Regions from separate parts of the Homo sapiens genome. Here region 1 is linked to region 2. The links are chromatin loops, found by intact Hi-C in ENCODE. Cell type or tissue: endothelial cell of umbilical vein. All regions are shown on one strand.

Region 1 (8,000 bases), 52 kb before region 2:
CTTTTATTTTATTTTTTATTTTTTTATTTTTGAGACGGAGTCTCGCTCTGTTGCCCAGGCTGGAGTGCAGTGGTGACATCTCGGCTCACCGCAACCTCTGCCTCCCAGGTTCAAACGATTCTCCTGCCTCAGCCTCACAAGTAGCTGGGATTACAGGCGCCTGTCACCATGTCTGGCTAATTTTTGTATTTTTAGTAAAAACTGGATTTCACCATGTTGGCTGGCTGGTCTTGAACTCTTGGCCTTGTGATCTGCCCGCCTCAGCCTCCCAAAGTGCTGGGATTACAGGCATGAGCCACCGCGCGCAGCCCTAGCTTTCATTTCTTTTGGGTATATACCAAAAGCAGCTGCACCATGTTACATTCCCATCGACAGTGCACAAGGGTTCCAATTTCTCCACATCCTCAGCAACACTACTTTCTGTTATTTATTTTTAAGTTTTTCATAGAAACCATTCAGAGAAACCATGGGTATGAAGCAGTATCTCATTACGGTATTTATTTGCATTTTCTTAATGATTAGTGATGGATCGAGCGTCTTTTCATGTGCATAGTGACTATTTGTATATCTTGTATGGAAAACCACCTGTTTCCTTTTACTTTTTTTTTTTAATGTGGCTACTAGAAAATTTAAAGTTACATGTATGGCTCACAATGTATTTCTACTAGACAGCTCTAGTCTAGAGCAAATAAAGGTACAGCTCCTACCATACGGACTGTTTTAGCAATGGAAGGAATCCTGTTATTTAGAATGTGGCAAATGCAGTTCCAATTAATTATCTCTGAGTTTCTTTCCAGGAATAATATTTTATGGTCTCTTTCTCTCTCTGCTCTAAGGACTTAACCTACTGCTTTCATGTCAAAGGAGAAGAAAGGAATCATTCCCCCATACAACGTGGAAGACCCAAAGGTTCAGGGGATCCCTCATCTCTGTAGAGTGGACTGGCTCTTCTGACTGGGGGGTGTCTTGGCTTCAGAGCTCACCACTGTCCTGTACCTGGGGGAAGAGGCATCCATGCATATAAATTAGGCTGATAAAAGTTTGCACCTTCTGAGGTTCCAAGGGAGGGACGAGATACCATCAGAATCAAGTCCCTCAGGCTGGGCACAGTGGCTCACGCCTGTAATCTCAGCCCTTTGGGAGGCCGAGGCGGGCGGAGCACCTGAGGCCAGGAGTTCGAGACTAGCCTGGCCAACATGATGAAACCCCATCTCTACTAAAAATACAAGAACTAGCCGGGTGTGTTGGGTGGGCACCTGTAATCCCAGCTACTTGGGAGGCTGAGGTGGGAAAATCACTTGATCTGGGAGGCAGAAGTTGCAATGAGCCAAGATCATACCACTGCACTCCAGCCTGGGCGACAAGAGCGAAACTCCATCTAAAAAAAAAAAAAAAAAATTTAGTCCCTTGGTCTTGGGGTGGAGACTGCAAGTTTGTTCTGCTAAGATAAATGCATTTCTTGATTCTACAAGCCATCCCACCCACAGAGGCTGCTCCTAACAGAGGCTGCTCCTAACGGATTCCTGGGAATCTCATGCTACATTTAGTAGAAGAAAGCTGTCATCATTTTCCACCATTGAACAGTTATAAGAATGGGGTAGGCTCCAAAGTTACTTTTCATACGTTTTCTTATTTCCTCTGAGGAAACAGCATCACCAGCCCAGATTTCCTTCCTTTTATCTTATTTAAAATCTCGCAAAGGCATGACCCACCATCAGGATTGAGCTTGGCACTTACAGAAAACCCACAAATGCTGTGACCTAGAACTTAATTTCAAAGGTAGAAAGAAGAAAAAGAAGAAATTTTGTGGAAAAAGCAAGAACTATCATGATGTCTGTCACTTTTTCTTTCTTTTTTCTTTTTTTTTTTTTTTTTTTGAGACAGAGTTTTGTTCTTATAGCCCAGGCTGAAGTACAATGGCATGGTCTCTGCTCACTGCAACCTCTGCCTCCCAGGCTGGAGGGATTCTCCTGCCTCAGCCTCCTAAGTAGCTGGACTACAGGCGCGCCACCACACCTGGCTAATTTTTTGTATTTTTAGTAGAGACGGGGTTTCACCATGTTGGCCAGGCTGATCTCGAACTCCTGACCTCAAGTGATCCCCCGGCCTTGGCCTCTTGAAGTGCTGGGATTACAGGTATGAGCCACCACGCCTGGCTGTCACTTTTTCTTTCTAAGAGGAATACATTTGCAGCAGACCAGCCTTTGCAATAGCTGTTAATGTGGCTTGAAAGGAAAATGAGGACAATATTTTAATGTCAGATAACAAAGTGGAAACCAGGCAACACTATGATCTGGTCACCTATATGAAAAGATAATGAAAGAGTAATACGAGGTAGAATATATTTGAATGTATTGAAGGAAAATGCTCTGTAAACATAGGCTTTATAGTTTATGTGTAAAATATAGCTTATAGAAATGTTATTTGCTGGCCAGGCGCAGTGGCTCACGCCTGTATTCCCAGCACTTTGGGATGCCAAGGCAGGAGGATGACCTGAGGTCAGAAGTTCGAGACCAGCCTGGGTAACATGATGAAACCCTGTCTCTACTAAAAATACAAAAAATTAGCCAGGTGAGGAGGTGGGCTCCTGTAATCCCACCTACTCGGGAGGCTGAGACAGGAGAATCACTTGAACCTGGGAGGCGGAGGTTGCAGTGAGCCAAGATCGTGCCACTGCACTCCTGCCTGGGTGACAGAGTGAGACTCTGTCTCAAAAAAAAAAAAAAGAAAGAAAAGAAAAAAATGTTCTTTGCTATCTAGATTCATATAAATACAGGGGACTTGATATCTTGGAAATAATAGTAACTCATGCCTTGATAAATCCTTTTATACCCTAAATTTTTGACCCTGTAGTAGAATCATCTAATTTCTCTGTAAAAGAACCATCGAATTTCCCTATAATAGAATCATCTAATCTCCCTAATGTCAGTGTCCTCATCTGAAGAATTAAAGATATAATTTGCCCTACAAGATTTGGGGGATTTTTGTAAGAACCTATTGAAATAATAGATGTATGAACATTCTAAAAAGTTACAAGTGAAATAAAAATGATTTTATAAGAGTAGTTCATTATACTAGATTTCCTATCACACTGACTAACACTGATATTCATGGAAAGAAATGAGAACCTGTACCAGCACTGTTGAAGACTGAAACAATATGGGATTTCCATCCATCCCACCAATTTACTTGGATCATCTTTTTAGGAGGCTTACAGGGAAGTTGTGCATCATATAGTTTATATTTAATATACAGAAACTTTTCTTTAAGGCAACCTGAGGCTGGGCGCGGTGAGTCACACCTGAAATCTTAGGACTTTTGGAAGGCCAGGGCAGGCAGATTGCTTGTGCAGGAGTTTGAGACCAGCCTGGGCAACAGAGCAAAACCTCATCTGTACAAAAAATACAAAAATTAGCCAGGTGTGGTGTGGTATGCGCCTGTAGTCGCAGCTAATAGGGAGGCTGAGGTGGGAGAATCACCTGAGCTCAGGGAGGTTGAGGCTGCAGTGAGCTGTGATTGCACCACTGCACTCCAGCCTGTGTGACAGAGTGAGACCCTGTTTCTAAAAAATAAAGAGACCTGAGTGAGGGTGGGAGAGAGTTAACCAAAGAAAACTGAAAATAATACTAGAACCTTCGCTATTATGGGCAGAAAGTTTCCTGCAAGCAGCAGCCAAGTTCCCAGAGAGGAAAACAGTGTGTGTCTGTGTGTGTTTAGCTTCATAATCACAGAACGCTTAGGTACTATGTTCTTTTCTCCAATCTTCCTTCTTTCCAAAAAAAAAGAAAAAGAAAACGAATATGGATGCAAGCAGCAGAGGTCTCAGAAATCTTCAGGCAGTTCTGCCTGAATTGCTAAAGCAGGGAGTAGCTGAGGGCCTTGCAGCCCATTCCTCTAGTACCTGTGGCATCTGGGGCCTGCAGCAGGTGTGGCGGTGACGCGGGTTGTTTGTTTTCCAGGGTCAGGTTGGCCCATTTCTAGCCCAGGGCTCTGGGTAAATGTTTAGATTTCATTTTCTGTCTGGTGTTCAACTCCTGGGCGTCAAAGGCAGGCCCCCTGCATGCTGCTGCCCTCCCACGTCCTTTGTCTCCTCCCCGGGGCTGGTGGGAACACTAGAGGTGAGAGGAAAGGGGAGGGGAGGGAGTGGACGCTTTGCCGAGATTCCAGCTCTCCTCAAGAGCCGCTTTCCAGGCACAGCATCCTCCTCTCCCTCGCCCTCTCTAAGGAGGGCTAGCAACGCCCCAGTACTGGGAATGGGGCTTGTTTACACAGCTCATTATTCTCGCTTTGCAGTTGCTATAGCAACCACCAGGGGTCAGTTTCTAGAAGGAGAGGAAGTTCCCTTTTGGGGAGTTAGCCTTCCAGCCCCTGTGCAAAGCGCAGCTGAAAACAAAAGCCGTAGACACCCATGAAGGAAACACATGGAAAAGCTTCCTATGACCGTAAGCATCCTTTAGGGCAAAAACCACTCAGAGACGCCACGTCTCTCCCTTGCTGAGAGTCTCCAGCACAGCTGACGGCAGAATGAAGGTCTGACCCCCGCACGGGCCAGGCTTTCCTCTCGCCCCACCCGATCCTCTCACCCCTTTGCCCTGTCTTAACGGCCTGAAGACATTCGTTGGTAGTTAAGATGACAAGGGCGGCTACCTGGGTTCATTTAAAGTGATAAGTTTCATTAATATTCTGTATTAACTGAGGACCAGGAAGATCTCTGTGAACTGGTACGATTCCCATCTTCTTCCTGAAGGGAGACGCAGCACCGCATCAGAGCAGCGCGCCCATCTCAAGATCCACACCCACGAGAGAAGAGCCGCGCTGCTTCTGTAGAGCTTGCTGGGAAGACCCCCCCAGGACGCCTGGCCAGTAAAGAGTGGCCAGCACTAACCTGCTTAGCTAACTTGATTTAGCAAACAAAAAATACAGATGCCTAGTTAAGTCTAACCTTCACAAAAACAAGGAATTTTTGTGTAAGTCTTCCACGTAGCATCTGGGCCATATATACAGTAAGTCTGTGTAATCCACCATAAGCCAGTCCTTGCCCTCCTCCTCACTGCTCATCATCGCCTCCAAAAACGTATAGCAGATTGTATAGCAGATGTATAAGTTCTCTCTTACAAGCAAATAAAGTGCCAGCTTACTGTTCAGGATGATCTAACCCTTGGACTAGCAGGCTGATCATGAAAAAAATGAAAGGGACTGATTTACATATATGCAAATCAGAGGCCAGGCTAGCCAGACATGTGAGTTCACTAATTTTCCCTCAGATATAAACACCAGCATGAGTTACTTGATTGGTAAACAGAACTCATTTTGTGAATTATCTAAAATCAGTAAAGGGTAATGATTTCTATTTGTTTGAAAGGAAAAACATTTGTACTGTATATGTTTAAAGGAATAGACCAAATTTGTTTCAGTGCTACACACGTACATGGAAGAAAGTCATATTTGCATTTATCAAAGTCACACTCTTCCCAGCATTTCTTTTGCTAAGGTTTTACTTCTTCACCAAGAAGGGTGGCTCAGTGAAAGTTTTACTGAATTTTGTGGCAATTCTGGAAAACCTAGACCGTTGTAATCCTGTGTTGACCCTAAATCCACGAACCCAAAACTTAAGGCAAAAAAAGTTAAGCATAAACTTTTATGAAAATAGCAGCTGTAATATATTCCATCAGGTCCCCACCAACTCAGACTGCAGACTCCCACAAGCTCTAATCCAAAACAGGTAATTAAAACTGTGAAGCCAAACATCAATAAAAATGTTCTCACCTGTTGCTAACTCTAAAAATCTCAATATAGATTTCAGAGAGAAAAAGTGTTGGTTTTAGAAGCTGATCCTTCTAAAGCCCAGAACACTGAGTTCTAATTTTGTCTCTTCAGTGTCTGATTGTGACCTCTGTGGAAGTCTGTAGAGAGTTCTGACTTGGTCTCCCCGTGGGCAAAATGCAGTTACTGAATTTTATGTGTTCTTCACCTAACCGAAAGTGTGTAAGAATGTCTATACTTAACACTGTGAGCGCTTCAGACAAAAGGAAGTACAAATGTGATTTCTGCTCTTCACCTTTTAAGCAACTTTAGAAGTTGGAATCAGTTGGTTTAAAGCACTTAGAAATAACTTCATTTTGGAAACCCTATTTTCATTTATTTAAACCAATAGTCCCATAGTCCTTTCTTAATCGTCAATAAACCCCTACGTTTGAAGCTCAAGCGGTCTGATAGTATCTCTAACACCATTCAACAGCTATTAGATGGGATAATCACCTGTTTATCCTCATGTCACTAATTCAAACGCTAATTGCACTCTAGACTTGGTTTATTCCCTTACTGAAGCCAGACCAGGTGTGCAAGACCCTAGAAGTATGCTGCGGTGTCATGGAACTCCAGTTTCCAGTAGTACAGACAGAACACACGCACCCTTGCACAAAAATCAGCATGTCGCCCACAACTGTGAAAAATTAGTAATTACCTAAGTGACAGATCACAGGGAAGTAAACCAAAGGAAACCAGAGCACGTATCATGCAATTAAAACATTTGTGTATACAGTTAAACACGAAAAAAACAACCATATTGAGTTAAACATAAAACTGTCTGGAATTGGTGGGTTCTTAGTCTGACTTCAAAAAGGAAGCCTCAGACCCTCGCGGTAGTAACAGTTCTTAAAAGTGGCGTATCCGGAGTTTTGTTTCATTATTACGTTTGGGTGTGTTCCGAGTTTTTCTTCTAGGTGGGTTTAGTGGTCTTGATACCTCAGCAATGAAGTTACGGACCTTCGCGGTAACTATTACAGCTCTTAAAGTGGTGCGTTTGGAGCTTTTTCCTCCCACCAAGGCTCAACAGCTTATATTAGCTTCGAAAGTAAAGCTACAAACCTTCGCAGGGAGTGTCATAGCTCACAAAGGCAATATAGTCCCACATAGCAAAACAACAAAACTCCCACAAAGCGCGAGACGACCCGATACACGTTCCCACTAACCAGCTGGGGGCAGCCTGCTTTTATTCTCTTATCTGGCCCCACCCACATCCTGCTGATTGGTCCATTTTACAGAGAGCCGAGTGGTCTGTTTTGACAGAGTGCTGATTGGTGCGTTTACAATCCCTAAGCTAGACGCAAAGGTTCTCCACATCCCCACTAGATTAACTAGATACAGAGTGTGGACACAAAGGTTCTCCAAGTCCCCACCAGAGTAGCTAGATACAGAGTGTTGATTGGTGCATTCACAAACCCTGAGCTAGACACAGGGTGCTGATTGGTGTGTTTACAAACCTTGAGCTAGAGACAGAGTGCTGATTGGTGATTTACAATCCCTTAGCTAGACGTAAAGGTTCTCCAAGTTCCCACTAGACTCAGGAGCCCAGCTGGCTTTACCCAGTGGATCTCGCACTGGGGCTGCAGGTGGAGCTGCCTGTCAGTTCCCTGGCGTGTGCCCACACTTCTCAGCTCTTGGGTGGTTGATGGGACTGGGCGCCGTGGAGCAGGGGGTGGCACTCGTTGGGGGAGGCGGGGGCTGCACAGGAGCCTATGGAGGCGGGGGAAGGCTCAGGCATGGCGGGCTGCAGTCCCGAGCCCTGCCCCGTGGGAAGGCAGCTAAGGCCCAGCGAGAAATCAAGGGCAGCGCTGGTGGGCCGGCACTGCTTGGGGACCCAGCACACCCACCGCAGCCGCTGGCCCAGGTGCTAAGCTCCTCACTGTCGGGGGCGGCAGCGCTGGCCGGCTGCTCCAAGTGCGGGGCCCGCCAAACCCACGCCCACCCGGAACTCTAGCTGGCTCTCAAACGCCGCGCGCAGCCCCGGTTCCCGCTCGCGCCTCTCCCTCCACACCTCCCTGCAAGCTGAGGGAGCCAGCTCCAGCCTTGGCCAGCCCAGAAAGGGGCTCCCAAAGTGCAGCGGTGGGCTGACGGGCTCCTTAAGTGCTGCCAAAGTGGGAGCCCAGGCAGAGGAGGCGCCGAGAGGGAGCGAGGGCTGTGAGGACTGCCAGCACGCTGTCACCTCTCAAAACTTATGT
Region 2 (8,000 bases):
TCACCAGCTTTTCAGTTCTCCTCCCAGGCACACAGTGGAATTGCCTTTTCTGCTGTCTTGAAGTTAGAAGTGGCCAAGGCAATGCACACGGGAGTGTTGCGCCTAGGCGGAAGCTCCAGAAAGCGGCGATGACTCACCCAGCATATCTTCCTCTATCCTGGGGACCATTCGAACTAAGGATGGTGCCTGCTCGGCCACTGGTTCCTGAAATGAGGCTGATGTGAAGAAGGGCATTGCCCCAGGCATAATGGACATATGATGAGAAAGAGAAGTAAACAGGGGCGGGGGATGTTTGCTTATGCACCATAACCCAGCCCCTCCTGCCATGACTATACATGCACTACATAGGTCCCGTTCTGGGATTGTAGCTCATTTTCATTTGTTTTTAAAGGGGACAAATCTAAGCCAGTTTTATTAAAATATCAAAGATCTTCTCAAATTCCGACAGCCCTGAGATCCTCAGGAAGGGCGTGCCTGTGTTGGTTGAAACATTCGCAGCAAGGATGTTGAAAAGCCTTCAAGATTAAAGCCAAGGGATGTGCTTTTGTTTCAGAGCTCACAGGCCTGTACTCAAAAGAGTGGCTTCCAAGTTTCTGTTATCAAATGGAACTTTTCCACAGCCCTGACACAGACTAGACATTCTTGCTAAGAAAAATTGGTTTTTGTTTTTAAAGGAAAGCTTTTCTCTAACATGTAAGTCATTTATCGTTTCATACGTAGGAAGAGACAAGTGTCCCAACAAAGGTGATTTGCCTACTTGTTCTCCCTCCAGCTCTAGGAAGAAACCCCTCCACTGAATTCCATCAGCTCCTAGGCGTTCTGCCCCTGGGTGCAGAGAGCTGGTAAACACTACATTGAGCAAATTGGGGAGAAATAAATCCATTCCTCCTTAAAATCCCTGAGCCTCTCTGGAAGCCACAGTTCTTGAGGGAATGGTGGGCCGATTCCCTTTACAGTGACTTTGGATGTATCTCAGAATGGAAAGAGAGAATTTGCCCCAACACAAGGCTCCCCCTTATTTGTGGAAACATGGCAAGATCACGGCTATGTTTCCTGCCCAAACCCAGGAGAATTAAACACTTCAGAAAGGACATGGAATTCTCACTGGAAGCTATGAGCTCTTCGCTTAGGCAAAGGAGACTCACGGATCTTTTGAGTTTGTAATCTTTGTGAACTCTTCAGGCACTGCAGTTCTATTTAAAGCTAATATATTGCCCTTGTCCAGACCTTGCAGGGGGTTCTTCTCCTCCTGCTCAGCCCCTGGGTGCAACCTTCCCATTCTCAGGGTCCCTCCTGCCACCCTTTATCTTTGCAGCCCTTCAAAGTTACTCCAAGTCCAACCCATCCCCTATGCAACTTCAAGCCACTTAGCTCCCTTTTGGACACGTAATTTTACTATTTCAAGCTAGTAATGGAATCCCTAAAACTTAATTATGTAATTAATCGTTCCAATGTGCTGCGTCTTTCTCCAGCTTCACTGTAAACTGCACAGAGCAGGCATCACACCACATTTTCTTTGATCGCCATCCTGCTCTTTCCACGGGGATTGTGCTGAGGGTGCAATAGTCACTCAACAAACACTCTGCTTCATTTCTCATGAGGGCCGAACCCAGGCTGTTTTCTCCTTTTAATGTTTTAAAATAGATTGTGAAAGTCAAAGTGCTGACAACTGCCACCACTGGGGCACAAATAAGCCTCCGTGTCCCACCTGGCCAGGTGACCAGCTAGACAAAGTCCACCATAAAGTCCATGGTCACTTTTTCTTTGTAACTAACTGGTAAGTGCTTCCTGGGGAGGGACTCTGAAACTTTTTTTTCTTTCTTTCTGTTGTGTGTGTGTGTTTGTTTTTCTTTTTTAAGAGACAGGGTCTTACTCTGACACCCAGACTGGAGTGCAGTGGCGTGATCATGGCTCACTGCAGCCTTGGACTCCCGGGCTCAAACCATCCTCCTGCCTCAGCTTCCCAAGTAGCTGAGACTACAGGTGAGCTCCACCATAGCTTGCAAGATATTTTCTAATCACTAGAGTCCAGTGTCTTTCTTTCATGTGCAGGTTGCATCTTCTACAGATTCCCTTGAAACTCTTCCAGCCCCGTTTGACCTGCTTTACTTTAACTAAATGTGTTTTGTTCTGCCTGCTGAATGATGGGAAGTGGGGCAGAATAGCTCAGGATTTATGGACACCTGGTTGCTGGTCCTGTCATAACCTCTCTGGAACCTTAGATCGCAGATCTGTAAAATGGATACTAAACAGGAGCCGAGTGAACTCTAAAGTCCTTCCAGCTTTGTGATTGCACAATTTAAAAAGCACAAATTGCGATTGCAGGATTTGGACCTCCTCCACCTCTGTCTGAAGGTCCCTGTGTCTGTATTATAATTGGCTATTTCAACAGTCATTCACTTTACTAATGGGGTAGGTAGTTTGGGGAAAGAGGTGTCTCTTGGAGTCCTCCAGGCACAGTGAAGGGGGAAGAAAGTAGGAGCTTTAGTTTTCTCTAATGAACAGCGACCACTTACCTCACAATGTTCACAAATGGGCGCCTGCCCCATCTCGTTGTGTCAGCTCTTTGGGGAAAGATTTTTATGCTTTTGGAAGTTCATGAGCACATAGAAATGATCATAATTTTCACTGCAAGAGAAGAAGTTTTCATTTAACTCCTCCTTCATCTGCTTGGTAAATTAAAACACACACTCAGAGAGAGACAAAGTAGATTAGTGGTTGCTTATGGCTGGTGGGGGGAGGGGCGAGGCAGTAGGAGAGGGGTAGCTAAAAGGGCTTCTGATATTCTACAGCTGACTGTGGTGATGGTTGCGCATATCTGTGAATGCATTAGAAATCATTGGCTTATAGACTTTATTTATTTATTTAAATATTTATTGAGACTGAGTCTCACTCTGTTGCCCAGGCTGGAGTGCAGTGGTGCCATCTGGGCTCACTGCAACTTCCGTTTCCCAAGTTCAAGTGATTCTCCTGCCTCAGCCTCCTGAGTAGCTAGAATTACAGGTGACTACCACCATGCCTGGCTAAGTTTTTTATTTTTATTAGAGACAGGGTTTCACCATGTTGGTTGGCTAGGCTGGTCTTGAACCCCTGACCTCAAGTGATCCACCCACATCAGCCTCCCAAAGTGCTGGGATTACAGGCATGAGCCACCGCACCCAGCCTGGACTTTAAATTGACCAATTGTGCGGTGCATAAATTACATCCCACACAAACACACACAACACATGTTGGCAAGGAAGCACCATAAGAGGACCCTGAGTCTCCCCGTGCTGATGGTAGGGACTAGAAAATAGACCATCCACACGTGGTCCTAGGTGAGGTCAGGAGAGGTTTAAGGTGGTCAGAGAGCAGGGAGAGCCCTGTGGCAGAAGAAGTGGCAGGTACAAGGACTGGAGGATGGGAGGGGCCTCATAGGGAAGGAAGGGCAGGGTCCTGCTTGGGCAGGTGCACCTCTCTTGGTTGATCTCAGGGTCTTAACGGTAGATCACCAACCAGGTCATCTCTTTCCAGGCTGAGGTGTGCAGAGATTCCTGATAAGGAGGGGACCTGGGGCCAGGCTGCCTGCTCCTAGCACAGGGTTCTTGCCTACCACCTCTCTCTCCCACCAGCACCAGAAGTGCCAGGGGTGGGGGCAGGTCGGGGGGGTGGGCAGCGGATCTCAAGGCTTCTGGGAAGTGAAAAGTATATCTTCCTCCAAAAATTTTAGATACATAAATAGAGCTTTACTGATTCCAAGAGATAGTATAGTGAGATTATTGCAACGAATTTAAAAAAAATCATGATTTGGATCTTAATTTGGCAAACTCCCAGCTGTGTGACATTGGGCAGGTAAGTTATGTCTAGACTTCACTTTCTTCATCTATAAAATGGGGACAGAGATTATGCCTTCTTCATCGAGTAGTTGTGGAGGTTCAATGAGAATATGAATTGGAAACACTTAGTAGAACACCTGGCCCCTAGTAAATACTCAACGAATGTCAGGTGGTGTTGGTCTTCATCTTTATTGTGTGAGAAGGATGATGAACTCACTGAACATATGAGGAAACTGAGAGGCCAGAGTGGAAGCCAGGACTGTCATGCAGGTCTCTGACGCGCTGTCAGTTTCTGTTCTGCAGGCTGTGAGCTGATTTGTACCTGGGAAAGCCAAAGTGTTCACATAGACTAAGTCAGAATAAGCTCCTCCAACTCGACTTGATCCTGGGTGCAGAAAATGCTGGAAGCCTGACACAATCACAGCCCAAAGGGAGCAAATGAAAAGAAATCCTCTGAATGAAATTTGGGGTCTCACTTCGGGCAGCACCCACCCTCTGCAAAAGGGAGATGTTTCCACAGCTGCTGATCCTGGATCCAGAGGCAGCACTCCCTCCACGAGGGACACTCGGGCATTGTAAACTCAAGCATCCCTTTGTTTTCCATTCTTCACTCAGACATTCCTGATGACTAACTAGGGATCAATATAAATCACGTCATTGTGATCTCGGGTCTTTTCCTGCTAAAGAAAAGTAGAGAGTATAAGGAAATGACGGTGGTTTGAAAACAGAAAGCAAAAGTACTCCCTACAAAAGTTATCTGGAGCTATTAGGAAAACAAGGAAGAGGCTCCTGGTGATTTGGAAGCCGGGCCAAGGTCTAGGATGCAATTGATGTCAATAGGTCCTTTGCAGGTAGAGGGACAGGTGAGGTCATAGTCTGACGTCTGTTCTTACAGGGCTCCTCCCTGGAAATGACTCGCTCTCTCTGTACTCATTTCCTCTCAAGGCTTTGTTCCAGCAAGGGTTTCTTTTGAAATAGGAGAATCCCAGGTGGCACAGGATGGGATGGGGTCTCAGTGGGAGCAGTTGCTGCAATTGCGAAAGAGGAGGAGGAGGAGGAGGAGGGGAAAGAGGCAATACTTCCAGCCTCCAGGGAAAATCTCTGTGCTTGCTGCCTTATCACAGTGACTGGGTAAGCCCAGGGATCCAGTAACGAAGGAAGGAGGTAGGGGGTGGCCAGGACAATAGTTCAGTTGTTGTCCAAGGCACGCCCTCATCACCTTCGTCATTTCTCTTTTTGAGGCAGAAATCCACCCTCAGATGCACACACAAAGCTGTCATTAACAGAAGCTTCACGTGCACCCCGGAAAGCAAAATTGGGCACTCGGCTTCAAAGGAAACGGCTTCTTCCTTCACAATACTTCATCACTAAATGGTTGTCTGGCATGTTTGTTTTTTCAAATGTCCACATTTTATTTGTCCAACTGATTGTCTCTTTATCAGCAGCAGCCAGGACCACAGCTGAACTGTTTGTGAGTTGGTAGTTTATAAAATCAATGCTAAGTCTTTGCTAGTGTTTCTCTAACACGCTCATTTGTATTTATTCGTCTCAGAAGTCAAAGAAAAAAACACAACATACAAAAGGCAGAGTGGTGCTTTTCTATGTCAATATGTGTTTGAGGACTTTTCTAGCTAATTGACATAAACTCGACAGCTAGACCAGATGACAAGCAAGAATATCCATCCCATAATGAGGCTTCCGGCACTGGCTTAATCAAGTAAATCCAGAAAACAAGGCTCAAAATTACTTGAGAAAGGTTTTAATTGTTTTTGCATCTTTTCTCTTTTTTCTTTCTCTTATTTTAGAAAAATTATTCTTAGAGGTAGAGTCTCAATACACTTCCCAGGCTGGTCTCAAACTCTTGGTCAAGCAATCTTCCTGCCTCAGCCTCCCAGGTAGCTGGGACTATAGACCTGAACCACTGTGCTGTTTTTGCATCTTAAAGGCAGAGCTCTGAGGGAGAGGTGGATCCCAAGCCTGTGGGTTCACCTGCTCTAAGAAATCAATAAGTCAAGGGAAACATCAAAGGGCATTACACATATGGGCTTTGACGCCAGGCCGACCAACTTCAATCCAGGTCTAAATGAGGGTTGAGCTTCTCTGAGCCTGTTTCTCATTCCATAAAATGGGAGTTGCAATTGTACCTACTGCATACAATTATTATACAGTAAGTATTTAAAACAGTGCTCAGCAAACATGAAAGAACTCGATGTTGAAGATAAATGTGTAGTCCACCTCCTCAGTGTGACAGATGCAGAAAGTAAAATTCACAGAATTTGTGCAAACCTCAGTTAGTTCAGTCAAGTCCAGAACCCAGACTCCTGACTCATAGTCCAGTGGATTTGAAATTTTTTTTAATTATTATTTTTTATTTTATTTATTTATTTATTTATTTATTTATTTATTTATTTATTTATGTTTTGAGACAGAGTCTCGCTCTGTCACCCAGGCTGGAGTGCAGTGGCACGATCTCGGCCCACTGCAAGCTCCGCCATTCTCTTGCCTCAGCCTCCCGAGTAGCTGAGACTACAGGCATGCGCCACCACGCCCAGCTAATTTGTTTTGTATTTTTAGTAGAGAGGGGGTTTCACCATGTTGGCCAGGATGGTCTTGATCTGACCTAGTGATCCACCCGCCTCGGCCTCCCAAAGTGCTGGGATTACAGGTGTGAGCCACTGCACCTGGCCACGCCCAGCTAATTTTTGTATTTTTAGTAGAGACGGGGTTTCACCATGTTGGTCAGGCTGGTCTTGAACTCCTGACCTCAGGTGATCTGCCTGCCTCGGCTTCCCAAAGTGCTGGGATCACAGGCGTGAGCCACTGCGCCCGGCCCCGAGTGTTCTTTCTTCTGAGCACACTCGCTTGGCCCTACCTACCACCGCCCCTTTGGGGAAGGAACAGTGGGAGGTGGGAGAAGGTTCAGGAGTAAAAGGAACTCCTCTATAATGAGAGAAGAAAAATGCCTTAGCCTTAGGGTCACTTGGGTTTGCGTAGACTATTTTGAAAGGATGAAACAATTTAAATATTAGTAGCATGCAGACCTCACTAGCTAGCACACAGGCCAAATGTGGGCTTACCCTCTTACTAAAGGACACTGATTTACTAAGATATAAAGAATTTTAAAAAGAGAAATGTGCATGCTTTTAGAAGGTAGTGAAACATTGCTTGTTGTACTCATCAGCTCCAAAAGCCCTGATCGGTGAGATGATTCACTCACCTACGTAAGAGGGGAGGAAAGAAATATCTAAGAAAATTTGTAATATTAAAAAAATATATGTATTTGGAGAGAATTGAGAAGAAAAATGTTCTACACATCTCCTGGCTTCCATGACAAGAAAAGAAGAAAGGTGACATTCAGTTACCTGCTGGCTCAGCAGAGGGTCTTGTTCCTCTCTCTGGTCCTTCCTTTCTTCCTTCATTCCTTCCTTCCTTCCTTCTTTTTTCTTCCTTCTTTCCATTGGTCATTTATGCATTCAACAAACACTGAGCACCTTCACTATCAGTTCCTGTCCCAGTGCCAGAGATACGATAGATAAGAAGATAGGAGAGACCCTTGCTCTAGTGGAGTCTTCATTCTTAAATTCTAGTCATATCTCATTGAGCGTTCACTACACGTTGATCACAGAGGAAAATAAAGTTATTTCATAATGCCTCCATTTTCCACTCCGAGAGTATTCCCAATTTGACAGGCATTTTCTTCATAAATACTCTCAAGTTCCCATTTTCCTCTGGAGAGACCAAGGTACAACAAAGTAAAATAGAAACAAATTGATATAACTCCTGTCAGAGAGGAAGTCAGTGGCAGAAATGATCATGAAAATAACAACGATAGCTGCAACCACAAACATGGTTTAAAAAAAAAAGAAGAAGAAAAGAAAGGACCTAAGTTCAATTCACAAATTGAGCTCAAGTCATTATTTAACAAAACAAATACTAAAGGGTCCTACCTGCCATCATCCTATCTCAAAACTATATCTTATCTGTAGCAAAATGTTGTCCAGTGTAAGAGTCATAAAGTTGTGTTGAGCCTCCACAGATAAAACCAGCACTCTAACTGTGGAAAACTGTTTTAAAATAACAAAATAGACCATGTTTGTTGGTTTTCCCGGGAGAGACCTCAGCTCAGCTGTAAAACTAAGCATGAAAATGGGATTCCTCCCATCCTCCATAGAGCCTGGATCATGA

The links. Hi-C counts contacts between places; a loop is a spot of excess contacts. Peaks named below come from ENCODE experiments on the same cell type or tissue, not always from the same donor. Only the 100,000 strongest peaks of a DNase experiment are listed, where the experiment ranks them.
Region 1: a loop joins it to region 2, with 5 times the contacts of the local background. A loop is called at or near these places in 13 of 110 quality-filtered maps.

Annotation. Positions count from the first base shown.
Region 1 is chr6:6,755,054-6,763,053 of GRCh38, forward strand. All of the region lies in intron 2 of LOC101928004 (a long non-coding RNA gene), which reads right to left. It overlaps LOC105374901 (a long non-coding RNA gene), which reads right to left and starts at 4,249. Exons shown (of 2, transcript NR_187807.1): 1 at 3,902-4,249. LOC124901254 (a long non-coding RNA gene) reads left to right here and starts at 4,303. Exons shown (of 2, transcript XR_007059436.1): 1 at 4,303-4,442; 2 at 4,748-4,941. In endothelial cell of umbilical vein, a CTCF peak has its summit at 4,284 (motif pointing right); a DNase peak (open chromatin) is centred at 4,368.
Region 2 is chr6:6,806,831-6,814,830 of GRCh38, forward strand. No RefSeq gene overlaps it. Among named protein-coding and RNA genes, the nearest start is that of LINC03055, 75 kb to the right of the region's middle. RefSeq lists enhancers at 4,048-5,247, 4,636-5,577. In endothelial cell of umbilical vein, no CTCF peak of the experiment used is centred here; DNase peaks (open chromatin) are centred at 4,621 and 4,741; H3K4me3 peaks cover 935 bases; H3K27ac peaks cover 1,707 bases; H3K27me3 peaks cover 101 bases.